Linked DNA regions of Homo sapiens: region 2 is linked to region 1. A link is a contact called in ENCODE Hi-C or POLR2A ChIA-PET data. All regions are on one chromosome and are shown on one strand. Each heading gives the region's core, a stretch centred on a gene start or an enhancer-like site at or near the end of the contact. The rest is flanking DNA. Distances are from core to core; before and after follow the strand shown.

Evidence for each region. Hi-C counts contacts between places; a loop is a spot of excess contacts on that map. ChIA-PET counts read pairs that join two places held with the same protein, here RNA polymerase II (POLR2A). Pooled maps may share reads with other maps.
Region 2: a loop to region 1 is called in a map of endothelial cell of hepatic sinusoid, with 10 times the contacts of the local background. The contact joins two enhancer-like sites. A Hi-C loop is called at or near these places in 1 of 168 maps with a recorded cell type or tissue (endothelial cell of hepatic sinusoid) and 3 of 50 pooled maps. POLR2A ChIA-PET finds 5 or more read pairs at or near these places in 4 of 52 experiments (Caco-2, H1 and WTC11).

The regions. Positions count from the first base shown.
Region 1 is chr12:184,365-192,311 of GRCh38, reverse strand. SLC6A12 (solute carrier family 6 member 12) reads left to right here. Exons shown (of 16, transcript NM_001122848.3): 16 at 1,101-2,231. The coding sequence ends at 1,244. Among named protein-coding and RNA genes, the nearest start is that of IQSEC3-AS1, 5.9 kb to the right of the region's middle. RefSeq lists silencers at 2,935-3,174, 6,869-7,059. Within about 2 kb of position 3,096, at least 2 of the 41 ENCODE cell types and tissues checked have a DNase peak (open chromatin) inside an H3K27ac peak, as active enhancers do.
Region 2 is chr12:228,841-236,787 of GRCh38, reverse strand. It overlaps SLC6A13 (solute carrier family 6 member 13), which reads left to right. Exons shown (of 15, transcript NM_016615.5): 7 at 1,564-1,698. Among named protein-coding and RNA genes, the nearest start is that of SLC6A12, 19 kb to the right of the region's middle. Within about 2 kb of position 3,247, at least 3 of the 41 ENCODE cell types and tissues checked have a DNase peak (open chromatin) inside an H3K27ac peak, as active enhancers do.

The DNA of each region.
Region 1 (7,947 bases), core at 1,847-4,346:
TGGCTTTTCAGAAATGCTCTGAAAAGTCCTAGAGTCCTAGACCTACAGACTCTGACCTCCCATGGATGATCTGGGCAGGCTAACGGAGGGCAAACTGCTGAAAGGTTCAGGAGAAAACTAAGTCACAAACATGAACAGGAAGGTGCCCAGACACAGAAGGTTTACAAGACTATAGATTCCTTGCCCTCGGAAAACTGATAACCAGCAAGCACAGTTCACTCCACACACAGGCTCCTGGCTTCTTTTCTTAACTCTGCCTGGGGACACACGCAAGAGGCTCCCTGTCTAGAGTTTGGGACATATCCTCCTGGAAGGAGCTATAGCCAATGACCCACAAAGGTAGAAATCTATCTTGCCTATAAATAATAGAAAACCCAACCTCCAACAGTTTCAGCAAATAGGCTTGTTTGTTTTTTATGTTTCAAGAAGGTCAGAGATTAGGGCTGCTGGTATTTGGTTTGGCTGCTTAAAGAGGCCCTTAGGGACCAGACTTTTCCTGCATTTCTACACTTCCATCCTGGGCATGCTGTGTTTTCATCATCACGTTTATCACCTCATGGTCACAAGATGGCTGTCACGATTCCAGTCATCACATCTGCATTCAAGGCAAGAAGGAGGGAGCAGATGGCACCACCACCACCACCACCAACAGTCGTAGCAGTACCACTGATAAGAAGAAAAATAATAGATACTTATTGAGCACATAATAATAGTAATAACAATAATGACAATAACAAAAATAGATATTTATTGATCACTTACTCTGTGCCAAGCACTGTTCTGTGAGGTGCATTCTACTATTATTCTCAATTTACAGGTAAGAAAATTGAGGGGGATTAACAGAGGGGTTAAGTGAGCAGCCTTAGGTGGCGCAGGTCGGCAGCAGAGCCAGGACTGGAACCCAGGCAGCGCACACTCATTCGTAGTCACGGTATTGCTGCCTCCCTTCTCACCTCAAACGGTTCATTCATTGACTCACTCATACTGTGCGGTGCTGGCCATGTGCTCCGCTCTGGGCTGGGCCCTGGGGTTGCACACATGAGGAACCTTCTGCGCCTCCCTCACCATCAGCTCCAAATCCCTGCCTCTTCTCTCCACAGCGTCTGCGTCAGCTCATCACCCCTGACTCCAGTCTGCCACAGCCCAAGCAACATCCCTGCTTGGATGGCAGTGCTGGCCGGAACTTTGGGCCCTCCCCAACAAGGGAAGGACTGATAGCCGGGGAGAAGGAGACCCATTTGTAGGGTGTGGCCAGAGGCCAGGCGGCTCCTAAGCCGGGAACCTAGGTCAGGGCCACCCTCCATTCTCAGCGGACAGCCTCTGCCTCTGTCTCCTGCCACAATCCTGCTGGGAACCTCTGGAGAGCCACAGGCACCCCCAGCTGGAGGCCAGACTCCTCTCTTGTGCTAGCTGGAGCAGCTCCTTCCCCTTTGCTGATAACACCACCACTGGGACGTGCCATGTTGGGACGCCACTCCCTGTGGGAAGGCACCATCGTTTTTATAAAGGGGGGTCTTTTTGGAGGCCGCCATCTGATTGCAACACCTCGAGTTATGAGGATTCCACTGTGGGGATGCCTCTTGTTAGAGCGTACTGCATTTGTACACGGGGAGAGGAGCTATAATTGGAACGCACACTGCCGTCCAATGTGGAGAGCCTGATGGGACAATACCCTGTTGGAAGTGACAACTGAACACACTGTGTTGGATCGGAGGTTCCGTTAGGGGATCCTTCCTTAGGCTTAACGACAGAGGCAAGCCTTTGCATGCCGTCAGTCTGGAGTTTCCTCCGAGTCTCTCATGGCATCTCCAGCTCCTGCCCTAGTTCCGCACTGTTCTTGCAGTGTTTCATCAACTCCTGGAGCATTGGAATGGAAGGGGCTTGGGAGATGATTCCTAGACTTCACAAACACTCGGCATGCCTCCCTGCACTGTCCGTTCCTCTGCCCAAGGCCGATATTGCTAACTGATCACAGATTCTTTCCCACCTCACAATCCTTCCGAATGTGCTCCAGGCAGCACCATTTGCCATCCTGCTTCTAACGCAAACCCCTGACTTCATGGATGAGGAACCTGGAGACCAAAGAGACAAAGGGACTTTTTCAAGTTCACATGGGGACCCCCTTCTTGGGGGCCAGAGATATGACTAAAACCTTATCTCCTTGTGCTCAGGCCAGTGTCTTCCCATTAACCCCCTGCCTTAGTTAACAAGTGTGTATGGATTGCCTTCCATGCGTGCTGGTCTCCTTTGCCTTGCTCCGTTTCTGTTGAGCTATGCCGCTTGGGGTGGGGGAAGAGAGGACCCCTCTGTTGGAGGTGGTGAGGAGCTCCCCAGACTAGCGCCCCCGCCTTGGTAATTTCTCCATCAGCCCATCATCACCTGGCCCGATGTCCTCCCAGATCCTTTTGTTCTTGTCCTTGCCACCTCTTATTCCCCCACGGAATGCACGGAGTCTGTGAGAGTGTCCCAGGGGGCGGGTGTGGGGGTGCCCTCCTTAGCTGCCACACATGGCTCCACCCGTTTCCCACCCACTCCTCTTCCCACACCCCTACCGAGTCCCACATGCCTCTTCTGTGGCTGGAAGGCTTCCTGGAGGAGGAGGCAGGGTTTGGATAAGGTCTGTGCTGTTGTGTTCAGAAGGGAAGGGAGGAGAGGGACTGGGGCTGGGGAGGGAATTTCAGGGCAGTTTCCTGGGTCAAGGGAAGCCAGCCAGGATGAGGGGGGTGATTCGTATATAGATGTCACCTGGACCCCCCGCCCAGGGGCTGCAGGAGAAATCAGGTCAGGCTGGGGTGAGTTCCGTCCTCGACAGGCCTATGCCACCTCAGGTACTCTTAGCTTCTGACCGCCCCCCTTGTCTCCCTCTGGACTGCTCTGTGCACCTGTGCCCTCGCTCCTTGGACCGGCTAGTGGGGAGAGAAGGAGGCCCAGGGGAAAGAGAAGGAGAGCAACGGCTTCAGCCAGATGCTCTCAGTTACGAGGCCGGGTCTGGCGGAAAACGAAAAACGCGAGGCCGGCGCAGCGCTGTCTGCGGCCGCCGGGTGGCAGAGGGGAGTAGCGCCGCGTCCCCGCCGCCCTCCCCCGGGGCCCCTAGCACGCGGGCGCGCGCCTCAGCCGGCCCCTGCCCGCAGCTAGTCCAGTACTTCCCGCCGCCTTCTCCCCGCCTGCAAACGCCGCGGCACCCGTCGGTGCTGCACCCTGGAGGGCACGCTTTGGGTCGGGCTCCCAAGCCTCGCTCTCTGCGGACCGCACAGCCCTCTTTCAGATTCCTTCGCCCTGCACCAATTCGCCATCCTCTCTGCTGCCCCAGACCCCCTGGCTTTAGCGCACAGCCTGTCCCGCAAGCTCTCTGCCCTGGCTGAGAGCGTCCACAGCTCCTCCCTCCATCGCTCCCATTCTCTGGATGAGTCCAAAGGGATCTGGATGGGGGTGGGGATGGAGGGAACGGGGAGGGGGGTGCGGGAAAGGGACTTCGGGCCAACCTCACCTCTCACAGGGACCCAGCCATAATGGCTCCACAACCTGGGCAAGGAGCAACTGTTTCACTCTCCAGCCTGCCCAGAGCACCAGTACAGGTGTGTGTGTGTGCCTGTGTGTGCACATGAGTTCACGCGCCTGTGTGTGTGTGGGTGTGCATACGACGTGCGTGCGTAAGGAGCAGCTGTGGGGTCGTGATTTGGGTTTGCTTTTGAGAGGTGACAGCGTGCCCCCAGCCCTCACAGCCCTCGCTCGCTCTCGGCGCCCACTCTGGCTGCGCTTGAGGAGCCCTTCAGCCCCCCGCTGCACTGTGGGAGCCCCTTTCTGGGCTGGCCAAGGCCGGAGCCGGCTCCCTCAGCTTGCAGAGAGGTGTGGAGGGAGAGGCGCTGGCGGGAAGCGGGGCTGCGCGCGGCGCTTGCGGGCCAGCGCGAGTTCCGGGTGGGCGTGGGCTCGGCGGGCCCCACAATCGGAGCGGCCTGCCGGCCCCGCCGGCCCGGGGCAGTGAGGGGCTTAGCACCTGGGCCAGCAGCTGCTGTGCTCAATTTCTCGCTGGGCCTTAGCTGCCTTCCCGTGGGGCAGGGCTCGGAACCTGCAGCTCGCCATGCCTGAGCCTCCCTCCCCCTCCATGGGCTCCTGTGCGGCCCGAGCCTCCCCGACCAGCGCCGCCCCCTGCTCCAGGGCACCCAGTCCCATCGACCACCCAAGGGCTGAGAAGTGCGGGCGCACGGAACCGGACTGGGAGGCAGCTCCACCTGTGGCCCCAGTGAGGGATCCACTGGGTGAAGCCAGCTGGGCTCCTGAGTCTGGTGGGGACTAGGAGAACCTTTATGTCTAGCTCAGGGATTGTAAATACACCAATCGGCACTCTGTATCTAGCTCAAGGTTTGTAAACACACCAATCAGCACCCTGTGTCTAGCTCAGGGTTTGTGAATGCACCAATCCACACTCTGTATCTAGCTTCTCTGGTGGGGACTTGGAGAACCTTTGTGTCTAGCTCAGGCGTTGTAAACACACCAATCAAAACCCTGTCAAAACGGACCAATCAGCGCTCTGTAAAATGGACCAATCGGCTCTCTGTAAAATGGACCAATCAGCAGGATGTGGGTGGGGCCAGGTAAGAGAATAAAAGCAGGCTGCCGGAGGCCCTAGTGGTAACCCGCTGGGGTCGCGTTGTGTGCAGTGGGTGCTGTGTGTGTGGTTTGTTTTTTTTTTTTTTTTTTTTTTTTTTTTTTTTTTTTTTTTTTGCTCTTTTGCAGTAAATCTTGCTGCTGCTCACTGTTTGGGTCTACTCTGCCTTTATGAGGTGTAACACTCATTGGGAAAATCTGCAGGTTTACTTCTGAAACCAGCGAGACCACTGAACCATCGGGAGGAAAAAAAAACTCCAGACGCGCCGCCTTCAGAGTTGTAGCACTCATCGCGAAGGTCCGCAGTTTCACTCCGGAGCTGGTGAGACCACGAACCTACCAGAAGGAAAAAACTCCGAACACATCTGAACGTTAGAAGGAACAAACTCCGGACACGCCGCCTTTAAGAACTGTAACCCTCACTGTGAGGGTCTGCGGCTTCATGCTTGAAGTCAGTGAGACCAAGAACCCACTTACTCTGGGCACACTTTCATCTCGTTTCCTTTGGTGTTTGAGTTGCAGACTGGTGAACAGAGGCCAAATCTGGCAGCTACAATTTGGCCAGTGTGGCATGAAAAAATTGATTTTTGCAGCAGAAGCCCTGAGGCATGCTGGAGTTTGCCACAGTCTTCCCACTTCTGTCACACCTGGTTTTCTCACATATTCGCTTTTGCGTTTGAATTCATAATCTGTGCCCTAGCGGAGAAAGTGAGAACTTTGGGCAGGGGAGGGAACAGGAGCCCTTGGGTGCGACGCAAGGGACAGCAGAGGGCAGTGGTTGGGGGTCCTGGTGCCTCAGAAGGGGTGGTGGTAGCAGGGTTACCACAGGCTCCAGCCTGCTCCGGTGTGGACCTCACACCCTATGATGCTATTCATCCATGAATCCTGGGTCAAGTCTCTCTCCCACCTGGACATTCTCCCGAAGAAGGGTAGTGGATACCTCTAATTTCAGAGCTACATCTCAATAGATGTGTTAACATCAGCAGCGCCCACGTGGCAGAGTACACCAAAGCTTAATTGTCTGGGGGGACAGTTGGCCCAATAGAGAGGCCCACGTGGAATCCAGGCCTCCCACTAATGGTCAACAGCAGCAGCTTGCTGCAAGGTGAATACACTGCGTGGAAATGTATCCTCCCAGCTGGCCAAGGCTTCTAGTGGCAGCAGCCCTGGCTGACACAGGGACTACAGCCTTACAGAGGCACTGAGCCAGAAATGCCCAGCCAAGTGGGCCCCAAATGCCTGACCCCAGTGAGAGGTGAGAAATGCATATGGTTGTTTTAAGCCGTAAGCTTTGGGGTGATTTTTTACACAGCAGTAGATAATACCTATCCTTGGATCCAATTGCTTGCAGTTCCTTCACCTGGCTGACAGCTGCTGTGGCTGCCGGTGGAAGGCCTCGGCTCCTCTCATGTGGGCTCTCTGTTGGGTCAAGTGTGCTCCTGGACAGCTGAGCTTTAGCGTGCACTGTGGCCTGTGGGTGCTGTCGTGGCCACTTCCCAGAGCGCGAGAGTCACCCTCTTTGAGAGTCAGGCGTGGCCCCTCTTCAGAGGCGTCCCTCAGCCCCCTCGTGCCCTTCTGCCTGAGCCTCCTGCCTCTCTGCCACAGCCTCACCTCCTCTGACCCCTCCAGAGCCCTCCCCTGACCCTGGGCTCACCCTGTCCTTGCTGTGAGGAGGTGAAGACTGGCTGTGTCTGTCCCTGCCACCTCCGTGCTCGCATGCCCAGCTTCCTTGCAGGTTCTGCTGCTCAGTGAAGTAACAAGGGCTGATTGGATCTAACAGGGATGAGAAGCTTGTTAACCACCCATTGATGCAGCGGCCATGGGAGGATGTGTTTGCCAGACAGGATGGGGTGAGATGAGAGCCAAGCCTGGCAGGTGGCACAGGGTTGAGGTGGGTCAGTGCCCTGGGCCCTGGCGACCCGCACTCCAGCGCTCTCTGCTTCCAGTCTGGCCACAGCAGGGGCAGATGGCCTGTCAGGTCTGAGGAACCTGCTGGCACGTGACTGGGAAGTAACGGGAGGCGAGTGCAAGTTGCCAGATGATGCCACAGACAGAGAGGGGAGCTTGCTCCCTGCCAAGGCTGAGTCCTTGCAGGCTCGTGTCCATCCACAGGGTCAGTGCATAACCTGTGGCTATAACAAGAGTCTAGCCGGAACTTCTGGTGCAGTCACATTCTGAGGCTTTTTCTGCCCAAGCACATCTCACTAACACACAGAGGGTGGCTGTCACATCCAAAAGGCCCTGGCCCCGAGGCCAGAACTCTGACACTGCACCCCAGCATGAGGGACTCGAAGTGGGCAAGTCCCTTCCCCAAGCAGGACTCAGTCCCCATCTCACTAAGACACGGGCACAGGGAGCAAGCAAAGGTAGCCAGAGTGGGTCCTGAACAAGTGCATTTGGAATTTGGGTTTGTCATGGAGAGGAGGTTCCGGGGAGCAGGACAGAGGGTAGCCATGACAGCGGGTGGGGCCGGGGGAGCGGCCTTACCCGGCCAGCTGTCCGGAGACCTGGGCTCACTGTCCAGCCTCAGCCTTTTCCTCTGGGTTAATTAAAGTTGTTGTTTTCCTCTTGGTTCTTTAGGGTGTTTTACATAGACACTCAGACTGTCTGGAAATAATGACAGTTTTATGTCTCCGATCATGATTCTTTCTCTTATCTTCCTTCACTTGGTAACTAGAAGTGGTGGCAGCTGGCATCCTTGCTTCCTTCCTGGTTTTGACAGGAACCCTAACATTTCATTAGGAAGTATGACGGCTGATGATTTTTTTTTTTTTTTGAGACAGTTTCATTCTGTCCCCCAGGCTGGAGCGCAGTGGCTTGATCTCAGCTCACTACAACCTCTGCCTCCTGGGTTCAAGTGATTCTCCTGCCTCATCCTCCCCAGTAGCTGGATTACAGGCATAAGCCACCATGCTTGGCTAATTTTTGTATTTTTATTTTTTTATTTATTTATTTTTGAGACGGAGTCTTGCTCTGTCGCCCAGGCTAGAGTGCAGTGGCGCCATCTCAGCTCATTGCAAGCTCCGCCTCCCGGGTTCACGCCATTCTCCTGCCTCAGCCTCCCGAGTAGCTGGGACTACAGGCGCCCGCCACCACGCCCGGCTAATTTTTTGTATTTTTAGTAGAGATGGGGTTTCACCGTGTTAGCCAGGATGGTCTCGATCTCCTGACCTCGTGATCCGCCCGCCTCGGCCTCCCAAAGTGCTGGGATTACAGGCATGAACCACCGAATTTTTGTGTTTTTAGTAGAGATGAGGTTTTGCCATGTTGGCCAGACTGGTCTCGAACTCCTGATCTCAAGTGATCCACCCACCTCGGCCTCCCAAAGTGCTGGGATTACAG
Region 2 (7,947 bases), core at 1,998-4,497, 44 kb before region 1:
TCCAGGGGACTCTTTGCCCTGGAGCAAAGAGGGCATTCTGAATTCTCCTGAACTCTTGCCCTGGGGGCCTCTCCTAATCTGGCTGCCTGGTTGTGCTAAGCTAGTAAGCTCCATGAGGACAGAGGTCATGTGTCACAAATCTTTTCATATCTGACAATCCTTGCCATGAACGCTAAGCACACTTATTGGGAGAATGCCAAATGTCATTCAGCCACTCAACAAATATTTATTGAATATGTGTCAGGGGAGGTGGGAGCTTTTAGCTGGAGGGAGGAAGGGAAGAGGGGAGGCTGTGGCTCAAGGGATAGGGGAGATGGAACTATATCCGGGGAACCCGCTCCCAATATTTCAAAGTAGGTTCTTTCTATTTTCCATAAGTGTCGGCTGGCTGAGAAATAAAGAGAGACAGTATAAAGAGAGGAATTTTACAGCTGGGCCGCTGGGGGTGACATCACATATTGGTAGGGCCACGATGCCCACCTGAGTCTCAGACCAGCAAGTTTTTATTAAGGGTTTTAAAAGGGGAGGGGGTGTAAGAACAGGGAGTAGGTACAAAGATCTCATGCTTCAAAGGGCAAAAAGCAGATCTACTAATAAGTGTCTAACAAAGATCACATGCTTCTGAGGGAACAGGACAAAGGGCAAAAGCAGAATTACTAATAAGGGTCCAACAAAGATCACAAGGCAAAGGGCAAAAACAGAACTACTAATAAGGGTCTATGTTCAGCGGTGCACGTATTGTCTTGATAAACATCTTAAATAACAGAAAATAGGGTTCAAGAGCAGAGAACTGGTCTGACCACAGATTTACCAGGGCAGAGTTTTTCCCCACCCTAGTAAACCTGAGGGTACTGCAGGAGACCAGGGCATATCTCAGTCCTTATCTCAACTGCATAAGACAGACATTCCCAGAGCGGCCATTTATAGACCTCCCCCCAGGAATGCATTCCTTTCCCAGGGTATTAATATTAATATTCCTTGCTAGGAAAAGAATTTAGCGACATCTCTCCTACTTGCACGTCCGTTTATAGGCTCTCTGCAAGAAGAAAAATATGGCTGTTTTTGCCCGACCCCACAGGCAGTCAGACCTTATGGTTGTCTTCCCTTGTTCCCTAAAAATCGCTAGTATTCTGTTCTTTTTCAAGGTGCACTGATTTCATATTGTTCAAACATACGTGTTTTACAATCAATTTGTACAGTTAATACAATTATCACGGTGGTCTTGAGGTGAGGTGATGTACATCCTCAGCTTATGAAGATAACAGGATTAAGAGATTAAAGTAAAGACAGGCATAAGAAATTATAAAAGTATTATTTGGAAACTGATAAGTGTCCATTAAATTTTCACAATTAATGTTCCTCTGCCGTGGCTCCAGCCAGTCCCTCCATTCGGGGTCCCTAACTTCCTGCAACAGAACTAAACAGCTGTGGATGAGCTGGGAGCAGGAGGAACACTCCCTTGACCTTTTCTGAGGAGCTCTTGCCCCTGCCTCCTGCCCCTGCCTCCTGCCCCTGCTGCTTCCTCACTCACAAGCTCCTTGTCTCTCATTTGCCCATGACCAGGTGGTGTACTTCACGGCCACATTTCCTTACCTCATGCTGGTGGTCCTGTTAATTCGAGGGGTGACGTTGCCTGGGGCAGCCCAAGGAATTCAGTTTTACCTGTACCCAAACCTCACGCGTCTGTGGGATCCCCAGGTAAGAAGCCACAGACAGGAGCCCTCACGTGACTCCCAGGGCAACTGAGCTTCAGGCTTTCCCTGCACTCTGACGGGGAACCCCCGCACCTAGCACTACCCTAGGGTGTCCACAGTGGCAGCAGAGGTGCACCCTTCCTTCTCTAGACATCTGTTTGTTGCCGGAAAGGGGTCTCAATCCAGACCCCAAGAGAGGGTTCTTGGACCTCTCACAAGAAGGAATTTGGGGGGAGTAGAATAAAGCAAAAGCAAGCTTATTAAGAAAGTAAAGGAGGCCAGGCACAGTGGCTCATGCCTGTAATCCCAGCACTTTGGGAGGCCGAAGTGGGTGGATCATTTGATGTCAGGAATTCGAGACCAGTCTGGCCAACATAGTGAAACCCCACCTCTACTAAAAATACAAAAATTAGCCGGGTGTAGTGGCACGCACCTGTAGTCCCAGCTACTCAGGAGGCTGAGGCAGGAGAATGGCATGAACCCAGGAGGCGAAGGTTGCAGTGAGCTGAGATCGCGCCACTGCACTCTAGCCTGGGCAACAGAGTGAGACTCTGTCTCTAAAATAAAATAAAATGAAATAAAATAAAATAAAATGAAATAAAATAAAATAAAATGAAATAAAGGAATGAAGAATGGCTACTCCATAGGCAGGGCAGCCCCAGGGCTACTGGTTGCCCATTTTTATGGTTATTTCTTGATTATATGCTAAATAAGGGGCGGATTATTCATTAGTTTCCTGGAAAGGTGTGGGCAATTCCCATAACTGAGGGTTCCCTCCCATTTTAGACCATAGAGGTTAACTTCCTGACGTTGCCATGGCATTTGTAAACTGTCATGGAGCTGGTGGGAGTGTCTTTCAGCATGCTAATGCATAATAATTTACATATAATTGGTGGTGAGGCCCTGAAGTGTGGTTACCCGGTTATGCCCTGCCTCTGCCTCCTGGGCGCAGAGACCATCCTGCCGGGGGAGTGAGCGTGCAACCTAGAGCTCCTCCTCTAGGACCAGAGTTCACTTCTGTTGCCATCTTGGTTTTGACGGGTTTTGGCCAGCTTCTTTACTGAAACCTGTTTTATCAGCAAGGTCTTTATGACTGGTATCTTGTGAGGTGACGACCTCCTGTCTCATCCTGTGACTTAGAATGCCTTACCTCCTGGGAATGCAGCCCCAGTGGGTCTCAGCTTTATTTTACCCAGCCCCTATTCAAGCTGGAGCCGCTGTGGTTCAAATGCCTCTGACATGTTAGCAGCTGTTTGTGGTCATAAGGTGTCTGACACTGTCCCTTCTTGGGTTCACAGCTGCCAGGGAACCCAGGCAAATATCACTAGGGTAGTATTTCTAGTAATATCTCTCAAGGGCCATAAGTGTCACTCACAGTCCTTACTCAAGGGTGTCCTTCTCCCCTCCTCTCCCCACCCGCTTCGTACATTTATCTCTTGGGAGCTCATCTCCTACTGAGCTTCCTCTTTAATTCTTACCCCTCAATCTGCCTCCTGGTTCCCTCCCTCTGCCCATGTGACCCATGTCTAGGCCGCAGCTCCCTGGCCCTGCCCTCAGCCAGCTGGGCTAGTGTTAAGTTTCCCTGTCAGTTGTCCAGAGGCTCCGGGTCTCCTCCCCACCCTTCCTTCGTGGTCTGCACTCCCTCTACTACAGCGGGCTTTTTTACCGTCCGGGTAGGGAGGGGTGGTGTTGCCTGCTGCCTGAAGGGGGTTGGAAAGCAAGGCCTGGAATGGGCAGGCCCTGCCTCTGACAGGTCTCTTACCTTCCCCTCTTTGGCAGCCATCTGAAAGCTGGCAAAGCCAGGAGGTGTCGAGGGCCGGAGGGGTGCGTGGGTAAGCTCCGCCCCAGAGGCCCTGAAGTGTTGTTACCCGGTTATGCCCTGCCTCTGCCTCCTGGGTGCAGAGACCACCCTGCCGGGGGAGTGAGTGTGCAACCTAGAGCTCCTCCTCTTGTTGCTGGAGTCTCTCCATGTCTATGAAAGAAGCCCCAAGGAGACATAAGGGCGGGTGGCTCCCAGCACGTGGAAGACACACTGGGATGGCTTTCCAAACGTTTAAAATAGTCGGGCACCAGCATATTCACTGATGTTGCTGACAGGGAGCAAGAGAGGCGACAGGCACACTGAGGCTGGGAGCTCTGTGCACACAGGGGCAATGACTCCCCCTGGGGCAGAATGTCAGGCTATCCGGAAGCCAAACTGTCCTCAGGTCTCCTGGCCACTCTGGCCAGGTTTTGATTCTTTCATCCTGAGCTCTGCTGGGACGCTGTGGCTTCCAGAAGCAGACAGACCATGGCTATTCAGAAACCTCCCTGCAGAGTCAAGTAGCCCTGGTCCTGAGTGTTTCTCAATAACCTTCTGGTGGGATAGGAGCTTATCCTTCCCTTCTCCCATTTCTCAGACAGCATGGAGATACAGATTGCTACTGCCTCATGTCCACGCAGGGTACGAGGGCAGCGGTCAGGCTTTGGAGCCAAACTGTAGAAGCACAACCAGGGTCCTAGAAGGATTCCAGTGCACGTTCCTCATTGTAAGATGAGCACACTGTGGCCTAAGGTTGTGCAGCCAGTAATTATGGCAGACCAGGCAAAGGGTATCTTTGTTTTGTGAATCATAAGCCCTTTGACTTATCTGGGACCACAGGGTTGTGATGGATGGTAGGTGGCGAGCAGGAGTTGTAGGGGGAAGCTGAGTGGAGGGGAGGCTTTGAAGCCGGGTGAAGAGTTTGGCTTGGATTCCCCACACAAGAGAAAGCCACTGTGGTTCTGGAGGGGCAGAGTTGAGAACCAGTGGCTAAGCTACAAAGATCACCTTTGTCTGCGGGTAGGCCGGAGAGGAAGGAGGCATGATCAGGAAAGGTGACAGGCAGGTAGGCTGGCAGAGAAAAAGGACAGAGGGTCTTAGTGTTTCCACAACAGATTCATGGCTTTGTCCTGATCAGCTATTTGTAGCTAACAACTAGGGCGTGCTTACTCTGTCCCTGACATTGTTAAGAGGCTTACATGCATTATTTCAGCAAACGCTCACAGCAGATCAACAAGGCATCCCCATTTTATAGATTAGGACATTAAGGCCTAGAGAGCTTAATGCATGTTTTCATCCTCACATCTGCAACTGGGACTGGGTCTGAATGATGACGAATCCCATGCACTTTATGATCCACTCTTGGAGACGAGGTCCCTGGCCACTCACCTTTGTTTCTCTCACAGCTTATTCATTCAGCAAAAACCTGAGTGAATCTACTATGAGCACCTACTATGTGCCGGATCTGTTCCAGGTGCCATGTTTGGTATATAACAGCTTCCAGAAAACATAAAGAAGGTGGACCAGGTAGCTTTCAACTTCTGAGCATTAATGAGGCCATAAGTCTCTGTCTGGGTGACTGCAGGGACAAAGACCTCTTTCAGTCTCTACTCTGGGATACCATTCTTTCCATTCCAGCCAGCTTTGGGCTGTGCAGGGAGCATCTGTGTTCCAAGTGCTTTGGGGCTGTGGGGAGGGGGATGGCTCAAGTGCCAGGACTGGTCCTGAGCAGCCTTCTTCTCTGCCTGGTCCAAGTCTCATGCTGAAGCTAGGCCTTTGTTGTCAGTGAACAAAGCAGCACCTGCAGGGTGGGGGTGCTTTGCCAGAGCCCTAATTGAATCTAGTTGGCACTCCCCAGGAAGTGTGATCATTCTAACTGGCATTCGCCTGGCACTTGAGAAGGGTGCAAAATGTCTTCTCCCCGACACAGACCAAAGACGCATCTCTCTGCCAAGCACTGAGGCCGGTTGTGGGGAGCCAGGCAGAGACAACGCTGTGCTCCCCTCTCGTTTGCTCCCCTTTTTCTGCCAGGCTCGCTGTTTGAGGGGCAGGTTGCTGCCTTTCCCGGTATCCCCAGGCCTTGTCTCCTCCCCCTGGGGACTGGCCACTGGAGACCCAGGGCTCTGCTGGAGCGTGTGCTTTACTCAGACCACTTGTTTCTTTCCCGGGTCCTGGCCCTGTGCCTGTTCTACTGCACTTTAGGAGGTTGCTGAGGGCGGGGGATGGGAGGAGGACATCCAAAGAACCCTCGTGGAAGCTTTTAGATCCCTGCGTTAAGCAAGTCTAAGGAAAGGTTTGTTTAGGGAGGAAGCTGAAATCACCGATTAGAACTAGTCTTTATTTTAGTATTGAAATCCAATCTATGCCACCTCATTATCAATGAAAGATGAGTTGCTTTTTAAAATAATAGCAGCAGTAAACAGTGGCCAAAGCTAACCTTATTATGTCCCTCTTATTCGCCAGGCCCTTTGCTGAGTGCTTGACACAGTTCAACCCTGTGAGTTTGGGGTCAGCCTCATCTTACGGATGGAGAAACAGAAGCTTAGGAAACTTAAGAAACTTGCCCCGAATCACAAAACCAGCATGTGGGGGAGCGTGGGTTTTATCTCAAGCAGTCTTTTGATGACTGCTGTCTTATTTACCATGATAGTTCCCAAAGAATATGAATTACTTGAGAGTTTTAAGAGCTGCTTTTTATTATTCCAGAAGGTGAGATAGGAAACTAATATTTATTTATGTGTTAGGCATTTTACATGCATTATTTTATTTGTTATTATACCCATTTTCCTGATGAGAAAAGGGAGGTTCAGGGAGGTTAAGTGACTTGCCTAAGATCGCACAGCCAGTAATTAATAAGGTCAGGAATTGAGCCCAGATTAATGTAACTTCAAAGCTGTGCTTTTCCATTACACAACATTGCCTTCCTAAAAATAGTAGATAGATATTAATAATCCTGGGGGTTGGACTTGAGGCTGAAAACATCTTTCCCAGATCTTCTAGAGTCCCCTCTCCTCCTCCTTCCCCCCAAGACCTCTTTTACCTGCGTTCCACCCAGAATTTTTTACACTTATTTTTCCCTTGGTCGGCCTTCTGCCCTAGCCAGAGACAAATCAGAGCTTTATTCCAGAAACCAGGGCTCGTGGAGTGGGCAGGGAGTGGTCGCCTGTGGTGGGAATGGAACAGCTTGCTCTGACCCCGTTCTCTTCCCCATCCCAGCAGGCCTGTTGGGCAGCAGCTGTGTGGGGAGCTGGGGCTTGCCAAGCTCCCAGCGAGGGGGCTTTGGTCAAAGAAGAGTGCATTGACCCTTGCGCTCTGGGTTCTCAGCCTCCTGCCGCATTTTCCTTAGTTCTCATTAACCTCTCCCCCAATTCAGTCTCCATATGACCCCACTCCGACCTCCCACCCCTGCCGAGGCGAGGTAAATGGCCAAGTCACGATTTCTCTTATTATTCCTTCCCAAGCACAAGTTCACAAAGATGCCCGTATCAGGCTTGTGCCTCTGAATGTGTGTGGGCAGCCGCGGCGTGTTTCCTTGGTAATTCATGGCCCAGTCTGCACCCAGCGCACCGTCAGGCCTGGGAGCAAATGTCCAAGGCGCGAGGACTCCGGGCTCCCGGGACACACCCTGAATGACCTTTTTGGGAGGGGGCGCCCGACCTCATGAAGGGGCAGTACCCGTGGGTCCCAGGAGACGTGCATTGGTCCTGAGCCCTTACACCTCTGACCCTGGGGAAGCACTTTCTCTATAAGCTCAGGGCCTTTTGCCAGAAGGTCCTGCTCTTGAAGCTGCCAGTAACTTAGCCAGTGAAGCAGGAATGAGATAGAACCGAGTGACTTTCATGCCAACGTCAGTGAGTTTTCCTGAGATGACTATCTTTGCAGGAGCTGTGTGGCAGAGTTTTAGAAGAGAAAAAAGGATTTAGAACATCTTGAAGGAGCAAACAGACTGGCCAAGGCATCTCCTCAAAATTGGTGTGGCATCACACTGAAACTTTTCTTTTTTTAAACGGGGAGAAGTGAGACACTGCAGTTTGCAAACACCCCCTTGCCTGTCCCAGGGTCTGTCCTTCATTCCCTGTCCTTTTCTTGCATTTCATTCCCAGCATTTCCTGCTCTGTGTGATTTCCTCCCTGGCTCCAGCCCCTCCAAATCCTCCTCTGTGCTTCTTGCTGCTCACCCCTTGTCCCTGGTGGCACCTCCTGCCTCACAGACCACCTCAGGACAGGATTCCCAGTGAACTCAAGAATGGGAGGCTGGAGACATTTTCCCCTTTCCCCACCGTCTTCCTTGCTCTGTCCCTGGCCCTGCAGAATGGAGACATGATGAGAGGATGGGTGCCCTGGGTGCACCCCTGATGCAGGGGCCATAGGACAGCATCCCATACCTGGTGACCATTAGGATCACCCAGGAAGCTCGGAAAAGCATACGAGTTCTGGGTTCTCCTTCAGGCCT